2 separate regions of the Homo sapiens genome follow, and region 1 is linked to region 2. The links are chromatin loops, found by intact Hi-C in ENCODE. Cell type or tissue: chondrocyte. All regions are shown on one strand.

The links. Hi-C counts contacts between places; a loop is a spot of excess contacts. Peaks named below come from ENCODE experiments on the same cell type or tissue, not always from the same donor. Only the 100,000 strongest peaks of a DNase experiment are listed, where the experiment ranks them.
Region 1: a loop joins it to region 2, with 2.8 times the contacts of the local background. A loop is called at or near these places in 9 of 110 quality-filtered maps.

Annotation. Positions count from the first base shown.
Region 1 is chr12:15,533,010-15,541,009 of GRCh38, forward strand. All of the region lies in intron 12 of PTPRO (protein tyrosine phosphatase receptor type O), which reads left to right. LOC105369672 (a long non-coding RNA gene) reads right to left here. Exons shown (of 3, transcript XR_002957403.2): 3 at 6,879-8,000. Among named protein-coding and RNA genes, the nearest start is that of PTPRO, 210 kb to the left of the region's middle. RefSeq lists enhancers at 1,449-1,538, 1,954-3,153. In chondrocyte, no CTCF peak of the experiment used is centred here; no DNase peak of the experiment used is centred here.
Region 2 is chr12:15,785,411-15,793,410 of GRCh38, forward strand. It overlaps EPS8 (EGFR pathway substrate 8, signaling adaptor), which reads right to left and starts at 3,978. Exons shown (of 21, transcript NM_004447.6): 1 at 3,751-3,978. RefSeq lists silencers at 3,046-3,125, 3,456-3,575, 3,836-4,185. In chondrocyte, CTCF peaks have their summits at 4,305 and 4,508; DNase peaks (open chromatin) are centred at 3,481 and 4,111.

The DNA of each region.
Region 1 (8,000 bases), 250 kb before region 2:
TTCACTGAAATTTCTATGTGACATCATGGTCGAAGGTGCCTCAGGAATATGAGTCAAAGTCATGAACTAGTACAACTGTATCTACATAGGACTGTGAGTTAAAACCATGATAGTTTCCCAAACTTATCAAAATGTTTGGAGTCTCCATGTCTCCCTGATAATAGAATGGACTATGTAAACCAGCTTGGAAAATTTATTTAAACTTTACAAGAAGGAAAGTTGAGTTTTCATGGAAATTATTTCTAGTTAATGTAACCCTTAGGATCAATAACCTTTTTCTTATTGGTATCTTAAATATCAAATGGAATATTGTTTCTATCTTATTCCTCTCTGTAGACAAGACAATCTTTTTATGATGTGCCTTTCTTATTTTCTTGAAAACATATAATGTTGGTTTTTATCCTTTAGTCAAAAGATCTGTTCTACTAATCATGTTATTGTGTATATAAGCCCTTTCCATTTTATATAACACAATGCCTGAACACCTATAACTGCTTAACAGATACTGTTGAATGAATTGAAATTGCGGACCTCAAAGTTGAACATAGTATTGCAGTTAATATTTAATCGGAACAAGTTTAACCTTTCAGAGAAGTGAAATAATATCTTGCTTTAGTAGTACCTGAATTGCAGGTTTTGTGTGTGTTTGTGTGTGTTTTTTACAGAACTTTCATTCTAGTTGTTTTATGTTTCTTCCCAGCATTCATTTTGATATATATAGAAGTCATAGTCATTCTCCTTTAAAGAAAAATACAACTTTGGCACAGATTTTTCAGAGCATGTTTGAATCAGAATGCCATTGTTAAAGCTGGGGCCGTAACTGGTTGGGCTAACCTGCAGTTCAATTTATCTATAATAGAGGCCTCTTTAGAATGCCTCTGAATGACTCCTGTGTCATGGAGGGTAGGTTCTACCTCTATAGAAAGAAACCAAACTACCAATGAGTCCAGTATCATATAAATTAATCTAATGTGTCATGTGCAAGGGTAGAGAGCCCTCAAACAGTTGCCAATAATTCTCAACATTGTATCATCAATAAACATCCATAAAAAGAAATGCACCAATAATGGTGCTTTTCCCAGGATGTTGAACCAACCATCCCATTAGGAATTTTAGGTTGCCAGCAGTTTCACGAAACTTTGGTGGTATGTGGTGACAGGTCCCTTTGACAGTCAGTCATTACTATCTTCTAGTCTTGGTGAATCAACCTGGATCCCTGGGCCAACTTTAAGAGGACATGTTAAGTCTACATAAGATAATCAGTTTCCCAACCTTAAAAAAAAGAAAAAGAAAGGAAAGAAAAAACAGGAATGAGACGTGTTGGACACATCACAAATAGCTCTCTGGTAATAGAATATCCATTCATCAATCCATTTAACTAATATATATTAAGAACCTTCTAAGTACTACTCAGATGCCAGAGTACTTGTGGTAGTCGTGATGGTAATGAACCCAGAGCGCTACTTTCACTTTCTGTTCACAAGGAGCTTATGATCTAGTGAAGGGGAAGATGGTAATAGTGCTGTACAGTGCTCTACAACAGGGAAATGTGGTGCAGAATGACTGTGTGGTCAAAGCTTTCTTTGAGGAAGCCATGGAGGCTATGGTCTGAATAACAAGAAGAACCAGCCACAAAAAGGCCAAGAAGGAGGATGCCAGACAGAGGGAACAGGCAGGCCTGAGTATAGATCTTTTAAGGCATGCAGTTGGAATATTATCTTCAGAGTAATGAAGGGCCATTTAGAGAACTTAAAATAAACAGTCCGATTTACATTTAAAACAATCCCTCTGGTTGCTTAATGAGAAAGGGATTATTGTATCAACAATGAAAGTAGGGGAACTAATTAAGGGGCTATTTGTGCCAGCTTTAAAAATTATATTCTAATTCAAAGAAGTTGCAAGAGAGTGATGGTAACTTTGACTACGGTGGTTGTAATGGAGATGAAGAGAAGTGGACAGAATTCAGGAGCTCTTTTGGAGGTTGTGTCCACAGAACTTTCTGATACGGCAGAAACACGAAGTGAGGGAAAGGGAAATTAATGACTCCCAGGCTTCACCCTTGAGCAACTAGGACAAATGGTGGCGCAATTCACTGAGATTGAGATGACTAGTAAAACTACAGGAGGAGGACATTTAGGGTGAAGTAAGAATCAAGGATTCTTCTTTGGATGTAAACAAATTTAAAATGATTATTGGATATCCCGGTGCAGATGTGAAGGCCAGGGGAGAATTCTGGGCTGGAAATATAAATTTGGAAGTGTCTGGATGAAATCACCAAGTAGTAAGTAAAGACAGGGAAGAAAAGAGAAGCCCTGGATCAACTCTAGAGGAGCCACCCCAGCAGTTAGAAATTCAGCTTAGCAGGAAGCATCAGAAAGAGAGAGTGGAAAGGAACAGCTAAGGAGGTCAGAGAAAACAAAACAAAACAAAACAAAAACAGAATTGCACACCACCATCATCAAACTTATGCTTTATCCTGACCACAGACATGTTCGGGCACGTTCGAGATAAGGAATCATATAACTTTAGTGCTAGGAGAGCTTTTGGAGATAATTCAGTGCTATGTCCTCATTTGAACAAGCTGGCGCTTAGAGAAATGTGACACGCTTTATACATTGCTAGGTCTTGGTCCAGAAACAGTCATTTCGTACTTTTTATCCATCTGCTGCTTCTATTCCTGGACTGGGGTGTGGCCTTTTTCCTTCAAACTTCATTTTTTCTATTAAAAAATTTAACAGAACAGGGAGGAGCCTCATACCCACTTTTGTGACTTTCCGTTCCTCTTTGGAATTTGGTCTTAGGGACATTGGCTTGATTTTCTTAATCTTACTCATACAAACCTTTATAGAGATTAGAAATCTTTAAAACATAATTTGGCTATGGACAAGAAAAAAATCAAAATACTTTGAAATGTTAAGTATTTGGGGGATAGTAGGCTTTTTCTCTCTGTCTCTCTCAAATATGGTTATAGATACATAGAAATCTGTAGGCTGCCAGTCAGCTAGAAAGAAGCTAATAAAATGCTTAAGGTCTTATACTTTTTTAAAAAATTATTCATCCTGTGAATCAGAGAATATTTACTTAGCATTTACTATATGCCACACACTATTCTTGGTTCTGAGCATACAGAAATGAACAAAACTGACAAAAATGTCAACCCTCATTCTAATGGAGAAAAGGAGATGATAAACATAAATATAAGAATGTTAAATGGTGATAAGTGTCATGGAGAAAAGTGAAAGAGGAAAAGAGGATAGGAAGTGCTGTGGGGGATGGGTGCAATTTTTGTGAGGAGTAGAGTAAGTGTCACTGTGAAGGTGATGTTTGAGTCAGAGCCTAAAGGAGATGAGGGAGTAAACCAAAGAGATCACTGGGATGAGATTCTGTAGGCAGAAGGAACCACAGGTGCCCAGCTATGGAAGCATAGTGTTCCTGGCAAGTTCAAGGAAAAGTCAGGCAGGCAGTGTGGCTGCAATGGAACAAACAAGGTAGAGAGCCATAGATACAGGGCAGAGAGGTAGCAAGGGAACAGACCGTGTAGGGTCATTGAAAAGACACTTTCCTGTGAGTGAGATGATTCTCCATTGCATGCTTTAAGCAGAGGCGCATAACCTAACGGGTTTCACTGGGTCACTCTGGTGATAATAGATTGTTCAGGGCAAGGATAAGAGCAGGAAGGAGCCAATTAGGTAATATGACCATACATCCCTGTTGCCTTAGACAATACCACTTTGCAACTCTTATGGATTATTTAAAAGGCAGTAATCCTCTTTAGGATTTGGGGCAAGGCTTTTCTGCCCCAAAAGTGTTCCCGTGTGGACATTTTTGATAAATTACATGGTCACCTTAAAGTTTAGAGAACACTGAGTCTGTCCAGATAAGAGATTATACTTGTTTAGGTCAGACTGGGAGCCACAGAGGCGATGAAAAGTGGTCAGATTCAAAATTTATTTTGAAGGTGTTGCTGAGAAAATCTGCTGATGGACTTAGATGTTGTCTATGAATGAGTAAAAGCAGCCTAGAGACACAGCAAGATTTGCGGCCTGAGCAATTGGAAAGACAGAGGTTTGATTTATTAACTTGGAAAAGATTATGGGACAGGCTGGTTTGGGGCAATGTCAGAAGTTCAGGTCTGGGTGGGTCAACATTTTGAAGGTTCCTATGAAACCATTAAATAAATACTGAGCAGGCAGTTAGATAAAGGAGCTTGGATTCAGTGAAGACTTCAGGACTAAAAATATAAATTTGAGTGTAGGCAGGCGACAGATGTGATGAGTTAACAAAGACTCAATAAAGAAAAAATAATGCTATCCAGGAACTAAGCCCTGGGCCACTCCAACTTTAAGACATGGAGATGGTGAGTAAAAACCAGCAAAAGAGACTGAGGAGCATTGGCCAGGGAAGCAAGAAAGAGCACAGAAAAGTGTCCTGTCCCAGGAGCCAAGGGAAGAGAAAGCCTCAGCGAGTGGAGATTGTCCAGGTCAAACCTGTGAACAAATCTGGTAAGATGAGGAATGAGAATTGACCACTGATCTTAGCAGCCCAGAAGTCACTGGTGATTTTGAGAAGAGGCATTTGGGTGCCATGGTGACGGGAAAAAAAAATCTAAAATGCACAGGAGCTAAAGAATAGAAGAATCCAAGAATTTTTGGTAGTTTTTTGTTTTTATTTTGTTTTCTTTAAGTGAGTGAAAACAGCTTGTCTGTAGACTAAGCAAAATGATCCAACAAAACAGAGAAAACTGTTGATGCAGCATAGTTAGAGGTGAGACTTGGTGTGATGTCCTTGACTGGAGCAGAGGAGATGGAACCCGGGGATCCAGTGGAAGGATTGGGTCTGGATATATCTTCAGGAAGACAATGACAGACAAACAGACAGTATGGGCATTAATGGGATAGTGAGCAGAGTGAAGATCATGATAGCCGCTTGTGGATGGTTTCTTCTGATTGACTTCTTGTAAGATAAACACATGCATGTTCTTTAGGTTTGCAGGGGGCAATACCTGCCATGCTACTCTTCTGATATATACCTCCATGGCCAGCAGCCCCATGCAAGCATTGTTTTCTGATTTAGGTTCTCAGTGACAGCCATGCCACAGTCCCATGGCTCTGTACCTGGGCCTGACACTAACCAATCCCTCGCCTCAATATACCCCTCCTCACTGCAGTCTTCTGAGTGTCACCATGGTTTGTCAACTGCCCAGAGGCATACCAAACCACTTTAGTGCTTCTTTTTTTTTTTGAGACAGAGTCTTACTCTGTCATCCAGGCTGGAGTGCAGTCTCTGCTCACTGCAACCTCTGCCTCCCAGGTTCAAGCGATTCTCCTGCCTCAGCCTCCCAAGTAGCTGGGATTACAGGTGCGCACCACCACGCCTGGCTAATTTTTGTATTTTTAGTAGAGATGGGGTTTCACCATTTTGGTCAGGCTGGTCCCGAACTCCTGACCTCTTGATCTGCCCGCAAGTGCCTCCCATAGTGCTGGGATTACAGGCGTGAGCCACCGCGCCCGGCCCACTTTAGCACTTCTCTAAAGGCATTTCTCCTGCCCATCATAAGGTACTGCATATTCTGCAGGTACATGATTCTCTCCAATGTATTGGAAGAATCTGAAGGAGGGACACATAGGGCAATGACTGTGAAGTCTGGCATTGACCTAAATACACAAGCAAGTGCCCACTCTGGAAAAGTTGGTCTTCTAAGCAAAGGAATTTTTCTGGAGGCCTGGTCATCCCCACTTATATGCAACTGACTGGGTAACTCGCTGATTGGGAGGAAAACAGGTGTAATAAGGACCCTTGATTAGGAGTCCAGAGGTGTGGATCCCAGTTCTTGCCCTCACAAACAAATTGTGTTACCATAGCAAAGTAACTCAGACCCTCTGAATTCCAGCTTCCTATCTATAAAATGAGTCTGGGCTAGATGATCTTTTATGCTCCTTCAACTTTTAGAATTTCATTCCATACCTGAGTTCAGAATAAAAGCAGCAAGATTAATGATGCAATGAAAGTGCTGATCTTATTCTAAGAATTTTGCAATATATGACTCCTAACAAAATAAAAATGCTAAGTAAAAGCACATGCTCCTGGAACCACTGAAAAGGAGGTATTCAGATATTTGTTTTGAAACTAAGTGAAGAGAATCAGAAGGGTGAGGGGGTGGGAAGTGGGTGGATGATGAGAAATTATTTAGTAGGTACAATGTATGTTATGTGGGTAATGAATACCCTGAAAGACCTGATTTCACCACTATGCAATCTATGCATGTAACGAAATTACACTAGTATCCCATAAACATATGCAAATTTTTAAAAATTTAAAAAAAAGAAAGTAATGTTAAATGGGAGCTTTCTCTGAAAAACTCTATTGATCTTTAGAAGTTACTTAAGGTACTAAAACTATCAACCCATCTAGTGATTCACAGAAGAAGATATTATACTTGCTATCTCTAAGCCTTAAAGAATATAGGTAAGGCTGGGCACAGTGGCTCACTGCCTGTAATCCCAGCACTTTGGGAGGCCGAGGCGGGCAGATCACTTGAGGCCGGGAGTTCGAGACCAGCCTGCGCAACATGGTGAAACCCTGTTTCTACTAAAACTACAAAAATTAGCTGGGTGTAGTCGTAGGTACCTGTAATTCCAGCTGCTCAGGAGGCTGAGGCAGGAGAATTTTTTGAACCCGGGAGGCGGAGGTCGCTGTGAGCTGAGATTGCGCCGCTGCACTCCAGTCTGGGTGACAGACTGAGACTCTGTCTCAAAAAAAAAAAAAAAAAAAAAAAAAAAAAAAAAAGAATATAGTTAAAAAGTAATGCAAATGACAGACATTTCTAACTCCTGAGAAAATTTTATTTTTATATATAGGAAAAAGGCCTCATAATTTAATGTGTTTTCAGGTGCTAAATATTTGCCTGAATTTTTTTTTTTATTTCCTGGTTTTTTTTTTAAATGTTCAAATTACTTGTTAAATGTATCTAGGAAAAGAATTTCCCTAAGTCAACAAGACAAGGTCTAATAAACTTCAGGTCTAACAAAGACTTCTGCTGTTTAATGTAAATATTTCTCTCCTTAATTTCATTGCATATCAATCTTAACTCACCCTGAATAATTTCTATACCTCTTGTTTATTTTCCTTTCAGACAGTGCTTTCTTTTGCAGATGTTATTTCACCAACTTGAGCATAGTTTCTGCAGTCCACACTGCTTACATTGCAGATGCTTCCTTTGGCCAAGTCGAATATACTATATGACTTACGCTGCTTAACATAGAGTTGCTTGAGTTGAGGAAAATAAAAATAAATTTAAAAGACTTATGACAATATAGATGTTAACATTTATGCTTTGCATATGAAGAGCATTCTAAAAAACTGTTATCAGTGAGGCTAAAGATTGAAAATAAATGTTGTTATGTGGATCATGGATTAAGATAATTTTAACAATACTTTTCTACTTAATTTTCCTTATTACCAATGTTGCACATTTGTAAAATGACTCACCACGCTGGTCCTTATGGATATAATCTTGGCCTCATAAACATCATTCTCTAGGCAGCTAAATTAATGAGTCACATTAAAAGAAGAAACAATGTAATAGCTATCAGAGAAAGATGGGTTTTAGACAATAAACACATTACATTCTGCTCCTAGGCTAAATATTACATCTGACTATTCCCTTTGGAATTCCTGAGAAAAGGAAGAGATTTGCTGCCAGAGCACAGAATAAGAATCAGACACTAGCTCACACTTCAGGAAGGTCACTTTCACTCCCCAGAGATCCTAGGCAACAGCTTGAGCCTCTCATAATCCAATCTAAATTAAATGGTAGAGATGGCCTTGCAGCCTTCCAGTCTGCCCATATTCTATGCATTGTACTTGATTTTCTTATAAAATTAGATTGGATTCTCAGTCCAAACCCGGAGAGGCATGGAATGAGAGAGAAGAAAAGAAAATAGGGAAGGCCAGCTAGTTGAGTGGAACGCCAGCAATATTAGAAAGCTTTTAGAGGGTAT
Region 2 (8,000 bases):
GGTGCAAACCAGGTTTCTTCTCACTGTTGGAGTAAGTTTACATATAAACAAAGGGAGAAGGCTAGAATGATACCTGTGGTAATGAATTAGCATTACAGATAAAATGTAAATTCATAGTTAAACATGGATACAAACTGTTACATAAAAATATGTACAGATATGTTCATATACACACATGTATTTCTTGCTTTGTCACATGAGAGAACCTAGAAGCAATGATACCACAGTAGCAACAAGCACACCTAGCACCCAGATCTTGGTTTCTAACACCATTCCCCAACAAAATGATCCAGATTCCTTGGAGAAATGACTGATTCTAGGACTGTGGCAAGATGTATACAGATGAACCTAGAGCATCTCATAATACCAGAAAGTAAGGAAATGCTTCCAAAAAAACAAAATTCACATTGATGGTAGTATGTCAAAGAGGCACTGGAGTCAAGCTGTAACAAAGTAGCATTGTATTATAACCCAAAATATTTAGATAGATAGATAGATTTTATATTTATATAATATATATATATCCATGAGTCCAGAACAAAATAAATATGATTGAGTAAATAAATACATGGGGGAGAAGAGACAAATCTCCCACGGAGAAAAATATCCAAATAATTTATATAGATTTCTACCATCAAAGGGGGAAGCATAACTCTCTACTCCTTAAGTATAGGCTATACACAGTTCCTTCCTTCTAAGAGCACAGCATGAAAAAGGTGGAGAAAAGTGGAAAAATCTGATAAACACTATCTCAGCCAGGTGATAAAGATGAGTATCACAGTGACAAATCATACTGATAGTATATACCCTTGATATGAGATGAAAATGGCACGTTACCTCTGTGATCTTTCTACCAAAAACCTATAATCACAGTCTAATCATGAGAAAAAACATTAGATGAATTCCAATGCAAATGTATTCTACAAAATACCTGACCAGTACTCCTCAAACATCATCAAAAACAAGGAAGTCTAACAAACTGTCACAGCCAAGAGGAGCCTAGGGAGACATTACGAGGAAATACATTTAGTGGTGTCCTGGATGGTAGGGTCCTGGAACAGAAAAAGGACATTAAAAACTAAGGAAATCTAAATAAAGTATAAACTTTGTTAATACTAATGTACTGATACTGGTTCATTAATAGTAACAAATACCAATAATACAAGATGTTAATAAGAGGGGAAGCTGGTATGGGGGTATATAGACACCGTATTTGTAGCTTTCCTGTAAATCCAAAACTTCTGAGAAATAAGGTCTATTTTTTTAAATCCCATTTAGGAATACATCTAGAAAATACTGAAAAGGTTGTAGTGAAGCACTGAAGACCCTTAAACTTTCTTGCATATATTCAACTTAAAATGTTTGCAACTATTCCAATGCAGAATTTTTCTTACAAAAATATTTTCAATCACTAACAGCTGCAAACAATTTCATGTAGTATTAATAATTCCCAGGAGGGATTTACTATAGCCAGAATACTTTAATTAAAATTCCACTTTTTCCCCCGACATACCTCTACAGATGTCCAAAAGTTTGTACCTTATCATTAACTTATGTTGTTTTGTGATGATCCGTGTAACTACCAAGTATGTTTCACACAACTCAGGAAAGCTGAGTTGTATATAAATATTACATAAATCAGTGTTAAAATATTCATCCAATAGAACTTCAAGTATTTAAAGAGACAACTTTTAAAAACCTATCATTTCCTATTCTGGATACTATGTTTTCTTATACAAACCTTGGTTCAAGTGACCTGCTGCAGAATTAAAAGAGGTATGTAAAAGAAGGGAGTAGAGAGAAGAATAAAAAGCAGTAGGGTAAAGGGTGTGAAACAGAGTGTAAGAAAATAACTAGGATTTGGAATGTAATAAACACAAAGTAGAGAGTAGCAAGCCTATGCCATAGCATAGAAAAGAACTGGTATCTGAAAAGAATCAGTATTGATAAAACCTTGAAAGCAGGAAAAAGCTAGAAATAAAAACAAAATAAATCTTTAAGTTTGATCACAAACAAGCAAAATATTCAAAATTAGACATTAGGTTCCTGACAGGAAACAAAAGAAACATCACCCTATTAAGAGTGGGGCTACTAACAGTATAAGTTAAATTACACTTACTGGAAATTACTATATAATATTCAATGACATTGGGAAGTGAAAAAAATTACAAAGAGAATGCACCAAGTCTTGTAAACAGCGGTTATCTCAGAATAGTAGAATTAAAAGCAAATTATATTTTCCTTCTTTTTTTTCTGCTATAAAGTGAATGACTTGTGGTGCAATCTTACAAAGTCTCAATCTGTGTATTCTGCAATAAAGGCATTATATTATCACTATTGCATTTGTGATACATTCTACCTTACCCTTTATGTGACAATTCTATACTGTTTTAACTGTCAAATTGTAAGTAAAAGTGTGAATTCGTGACCAAAAATTTTCCACACCAGCAACTTAAGAACTACAGCAATATGTTTAGAAAACTGCGATCCCAAACAAAAAATCTATACTAGGTGAGACAGGATGACATTGACTTTAATTCCAATAGACTCACTACCACATGACGTCCATTACTAGTGCTCACTTTCCAGAACCCAAGGAGCTGTGGAAGAATGGAGTCCTTTCAATGAAAATAAACTAGAGGCAATACACAACACAGTTACTTTGAGGGGCTTTTTCAATATAAAGAAGATTGCCCGGAATCCTAACTCTCCTATTTCCCAAAAATGACAAAGCCAAAAAGTCACACTCTTCACACATCTGAAATCAAGTTTTACCTGAACTCATCCTAACATATTAGCTCTTTTACCTATTCCCCTTACTATCTAAGGCAAGAAACCTTGAAAAGAGAAGCAGTAACACATTTCACTGAAACATATTTTGTAAAGGAGGATTCTAATTCCTAATCCTTCACCGCTCTAGATGTCTGCGGATTTCAAATCCTAACCACGGCGTCCTGCCCCCCGCGAGATTCCAACAGTACTACGGGCCCTATGGGAGGAGGAGGATTTGAGAAACACTGCCGGAGAACGGTCGGTGCAAAGATTTTGCAAACAGGTAGTCCTAGGAAGGAAAGTAAGAGTGAGAACATCGGAGAGGGCAGGGAGTACATGGGTGGGGAAACCCCTTTCAAATGCATGAACTGACCACAACCGGAGAAAGGCCGTCTGTCTTCCCAAAAGTAAAATGGTGAGTAAAGTGGAGCAAGCTAAGAAAGTCAACAGCCATTAGGCATTGACAACGATTCCGAAACAATTAGCTATGTTAATTCGAGGGGGTAAACGGGGGTGGGACCCTGCCCTAAAGGGTCATTTTGAAAAGAACCCCTCCCCATTTGAGGCGGGTTGGCAGAGCAGCGCACAAATCCCAAGTCTAACGTAATAAGCCGAGATCGGGATACTCGGTCTGCAGTCGCCCCACGGACCAGATGAGCGCAGGTGTATCTGCGGAAGCTCAGGTTACCATGAATATCACTGGGCCACGGCGAACCCTCCCTGCCCAGCCTCCCGGAGCCCTGGGCGCGGGTCTGCACGGGCCCCACAGCTTGCCCGGACCCGGCGAGCGGACGCCTCCGGCCGCAGCGCCCTACCGCACCTGGCTGCCAACACCAGTTGAAAGCAGTCAAAGTGAAGGGAGGCGGACGCGGCTCCTGGCACCGCTCCGATTCCAGCACACAAAGGCGGATTTTTAAAATCGAGAAAGTCAAAGCCGCCGGACCCCGGGACCGGCGCCTTTCGCCAAGGGGCTCTTACCTCGGATCCGCCCTCGGGGCCACGGCTTTCCCCGGAGACGCCGCGAGCCCAGACGAGGTGGGAGGGGACCGGGAGAAAGCCCCCCAATCTGATTCGCGCCCAGCCAGTCGTCCGCGAGCCGCGGAGCCGCCTTCTGCACCCAGCTAAAGAGCAGCGATCTCCGAGGCGAGCACAGCGCCGGCCTCGCGCCGGGCGAGACCGCCTCGCTAGCTGCTGCCTGTGAAGTCTGGAGCCGCCCGCCCGCTCGCAGCCAGTGCCAACCGCGCGCCGCGCATGCCCAGTGCCCGCGCGAGGAACGAGCGAGCGGGCGGGCGGGCGAGTGCGCGCCCCGCAGCCAGGAGCGAAATCCGCTATCCGGGTCTTGCCGGCAGCCGAGCCGCAGAGTTCTGGTCGACTCCAGCGCTTGAGGCGAAGTGGCCGGTGAGGCCGGGTGGGCGGGAGAGGGACCGGAGGAAAGGAGACGGGGCGCTGCGCCAAGTTATCAAGGCCGCGATCAAAGTCGGACCAAGGCAGCGAGTCGACAGCAGGTTTCCAGAAGTGCCCTAACAGGACTGACTAGCAGCCAGGAGGCGCAGGAAGGGGCAAAGAGCGTGTGGAGAGCTTCGCCCCCGGCGAGGATGGACGCCCCGGGCGGAGGGAGCGCTCGGGTTGCAACACCCAGTCTGGCTGCACAGCTCGTAACCCCTGCCCTTTGGCGGCAAACAAGACGCATCTAATGACCAGCCAGCCTTCGTCTTCCTCCTCTGATCATCGGACCTATTTTCCCCCTTTTGTCGCTCTCCTCTTTTTTTGTCTCTCCAACCCATGCGGTAAACTGGTGGTGCCCAAGGCCCTCCATCGGGTCCCTGAGAGTCTCCCAACTGCCGGTCCTTAGCGCCAGCCTGCAAGCCCAGACCCGCCTCGCCAGGCTGCCTGTGAGCCTATTTTTCATGTAGCTCTTGCCAAAAGCCCTGATGTGGTTTGAAGTAGTGGAGGCTTCTTTCACTTTGTGCCTCTCGTACCTTAACCAACCCTCATAACCTCCTCTCTGAGTAGCTCATGGAGCCTCTAAAAGAGAAGTCCATGTTCTCATAGACATTGTGTTTTCTCACTCTTAAAACTCCTCATTGTCATAGCTACTCCCCCAATCCCCCCATGCTGTCCTAACTTCGAAGTCAGTTGACTTCCAGAAGTCCACGAAAGCCTATAAATTAAACTTGGTTAAAAGAGATTGGACTTGCTTGCTTTGTGAAGCAAATAAAAGCACAGTCAGGGAGAAACGACGTAACATGCCAAGGTGGACATTCAAACCATTCTAAAAGTTGGAATCGATATAACGGCTAAGTCCAGTCCCCTATTTTAAGTGGGAATACTCTCTCCAATATTTCCACCAGACCACTATCCACTTGAACATTTCCAATGTTGTAAATTTCTATTTTTATCATTACATATAACCATGATTATTTGTTGAATATTTACCTATGCCAGGAACTGAGCAACTTACACACATTATTCCTAGTCCTTAAAATGAGATGGGCCTTATTATACCTATTAAACACATTAGGAAAATGAAACCCAGAAGTTTCCTTCTTTTTGCCAAAGCCAATGCTGACGCCAGAATTAACAACCAGGTCTGCTTAACACTATAGCCTGTATCATTTATGAACATCAAATCAACTTCCCTGATACTACTGGTCTTGGTTCTGCCCCTAGGAACAACACAATATGAATCTCATTCTTTATAGACACTGCAAGCCTTGAAATAGTAGGGGCAACTATTAAGTAACCAACAGATCTAATACATTTCTTCAAAAATTCTCTTTTAAGTGTTTTTCAAATAGCAGTGAGCTGCCATAATCACACTATTCACCTTGCTTTGAATGTGTTTTGATTTTCATTCTCCTCTCTAAATTGTGCACTGAGAATACAATATTCAAATACAGTGGGCCAAGAACTGAGTTCCAGTTCTCCAGCTGCTGATCAGCCACCCCTTTGATGCAAGCACACACTACCTAGATTCAAACAGAACACCCAAGTCTATTTCACATCAACTAAATTAAACCGTATCTTCCACCTTTCATAGTCTATACTTCTATGTATTTAAATCTTGATTTTTGTTTTATTCTTATTAAATTTTATCGTGTTTGTTTTAGGACACAATTTCAGATAAATACTAGTGATCACTTTTAACATTTGTAAATTTAATAAGTATGCCTTGTTTGGCTCCATTTACGTCTAGTAAGAAACAGTAACACAGAACGGGCTTTAAAAAGGCCTGTGATATTATAAAATATATATTTGGTCTTCATCCCATTTCCAGACATATAGCTCCTAAAATCCTTGAAATCTCCAAAGTGATGAACATCTTTTTGTATTTGAATGAATTGGCTGATGGCTGGGGGCTCCAGCATAGCTTCAGGATGGGGACTGGTCATAGGAAGGACCAAGGCATGATTAGTGTGTTGGAACCTTCAGCCCCACCCTCTAACTTCCGGGGCTGGTTAAGCTGATCACCAATGGCCCATGACTTGATCAATCATGCCTACGCAATAAAGCCTCCACAAAAAAAAAAAAAAAAAGAATGGGTTACATGCACTTCCAGAGAGGGGAACATGAATAACTAAACGGAGATTCCTGGATGGCGGTGCTCCCAGAGAGGGCATAAATCACCCTATGCATCTCTTCAACTGTATCCTCTGTAATATCCTTTATAAGAAAATGGTAAACATGTTTCCCTGAGTTCTGTGAGCAGGTCTAGCAAAATAACCAAACTCAAGGAGGGAGTCACGGGAACCCTAATTTCTAGTTGTTCAGCCAGAAGCACAAGTAAAGCCACCTGGGGCTTTTTTGTTTGGCATCTGAAGTCAGGGTAGTCTTGTGGGACTGAGCCCTCAACCTGTAGGATCTGACATTATCTCCAGGTAGATAGTTTCAGAATTGAATTGAAGACACCCAGCTTGTGTCTGCTGCAGGATTGATTGGTTGATTGCTGGTAGGGGAAATTCTTACACACTTCTTGGTAACCAGAGCTTACAGAAGTCTTCTATGTTGATTGTTGAATAAGAGAACAGAAAAAAACACTTAGGTTTGGGGTTTCTTTTCCCCTGTATCTTCAGACAGCCCACTGCCAAAATAGATCTCCAAGGTAACAGTCATTTATGAACCAACACTTTTCAAGCACTTTAGTCCATGCACCCATACCATAACCAACATGGAGTTCATGAAGGTTTTCTAGATGCTTTGCTGAAATAAAGATTTACTGTTTCTAGCATCCCCAAATCTACTGGTCCAAGAAACTCTTTCAAAAAAAAAAAGGAAGCTAGTTAAATAAGATCTGTTTTCAGATTAACCCATTCTGGTATTAGTGATCCCACTAAAACCATTGTTAATAATCTGGTTTATACTTTTGTTAAGAATCTATGTCAAACTTACCTATTTAGAGTATCACTATACACAAGTTTTTCCTTTTTGAAAATCTCATTAGTATATGTTGGCATTTGGGATGAAAATGATGTAGGAATGATGTAGAATGGAGATAGATACCTGGAGTGAATGGGGCATTCAAAATATGGTGCAGGCCAGGCTCATTGGCTCACATCTGTAATCCCAGCACTTTAGGAGGCCGAGGCCAAACGATCACCAGAGGACAGGAGTTGGAGATTAGCCTGGGCAACATGGCGAAACCCCATCTCTACTGAAAATACAAATATTAGCAGGCTTGGCGGCACACGCCTGTAGTCCCAGCTACTTGGGAGGCTGAGGCATGAGAATCACTTGAACACAGGAGGCAGAGGTTGCAGTGAGCCAAGATCAGTTGACTGCACTCCAGCCTGGGTGACAGAGCAATACTCTGTCCCAAAATATAGGAGCAGAGTCTACAGCTGGGTATAAATGCTACATACAGAAAATGTGGAGAAATTATAATGACTGAATTCTATCTGGGGAGTAAGAGCTATCTCCACATTACCCAAGAGTCAGAATTCTTCAAACATCCCTGTTCACTCCCACTCCCCAATCTGATGTATGAATATAATTTAGGGACTGCTGTGTATACCTCTGTAGACTCACAGCCTTAAAGCCATATAACATAAAACATATCCATGAGTAAATCTAGAAAAGGTACACTGTAGCTTAGAATATTATTATTATGATGATCTAAATCTTCTAAGTGTAACTTGGTAGACAAGTAATTTCAGGTTGGCTATCACCCTTGTTATTATTTCACACTGTTGAAAGAACAAACCAAATTGCTTGGATTATTATATTTGTTC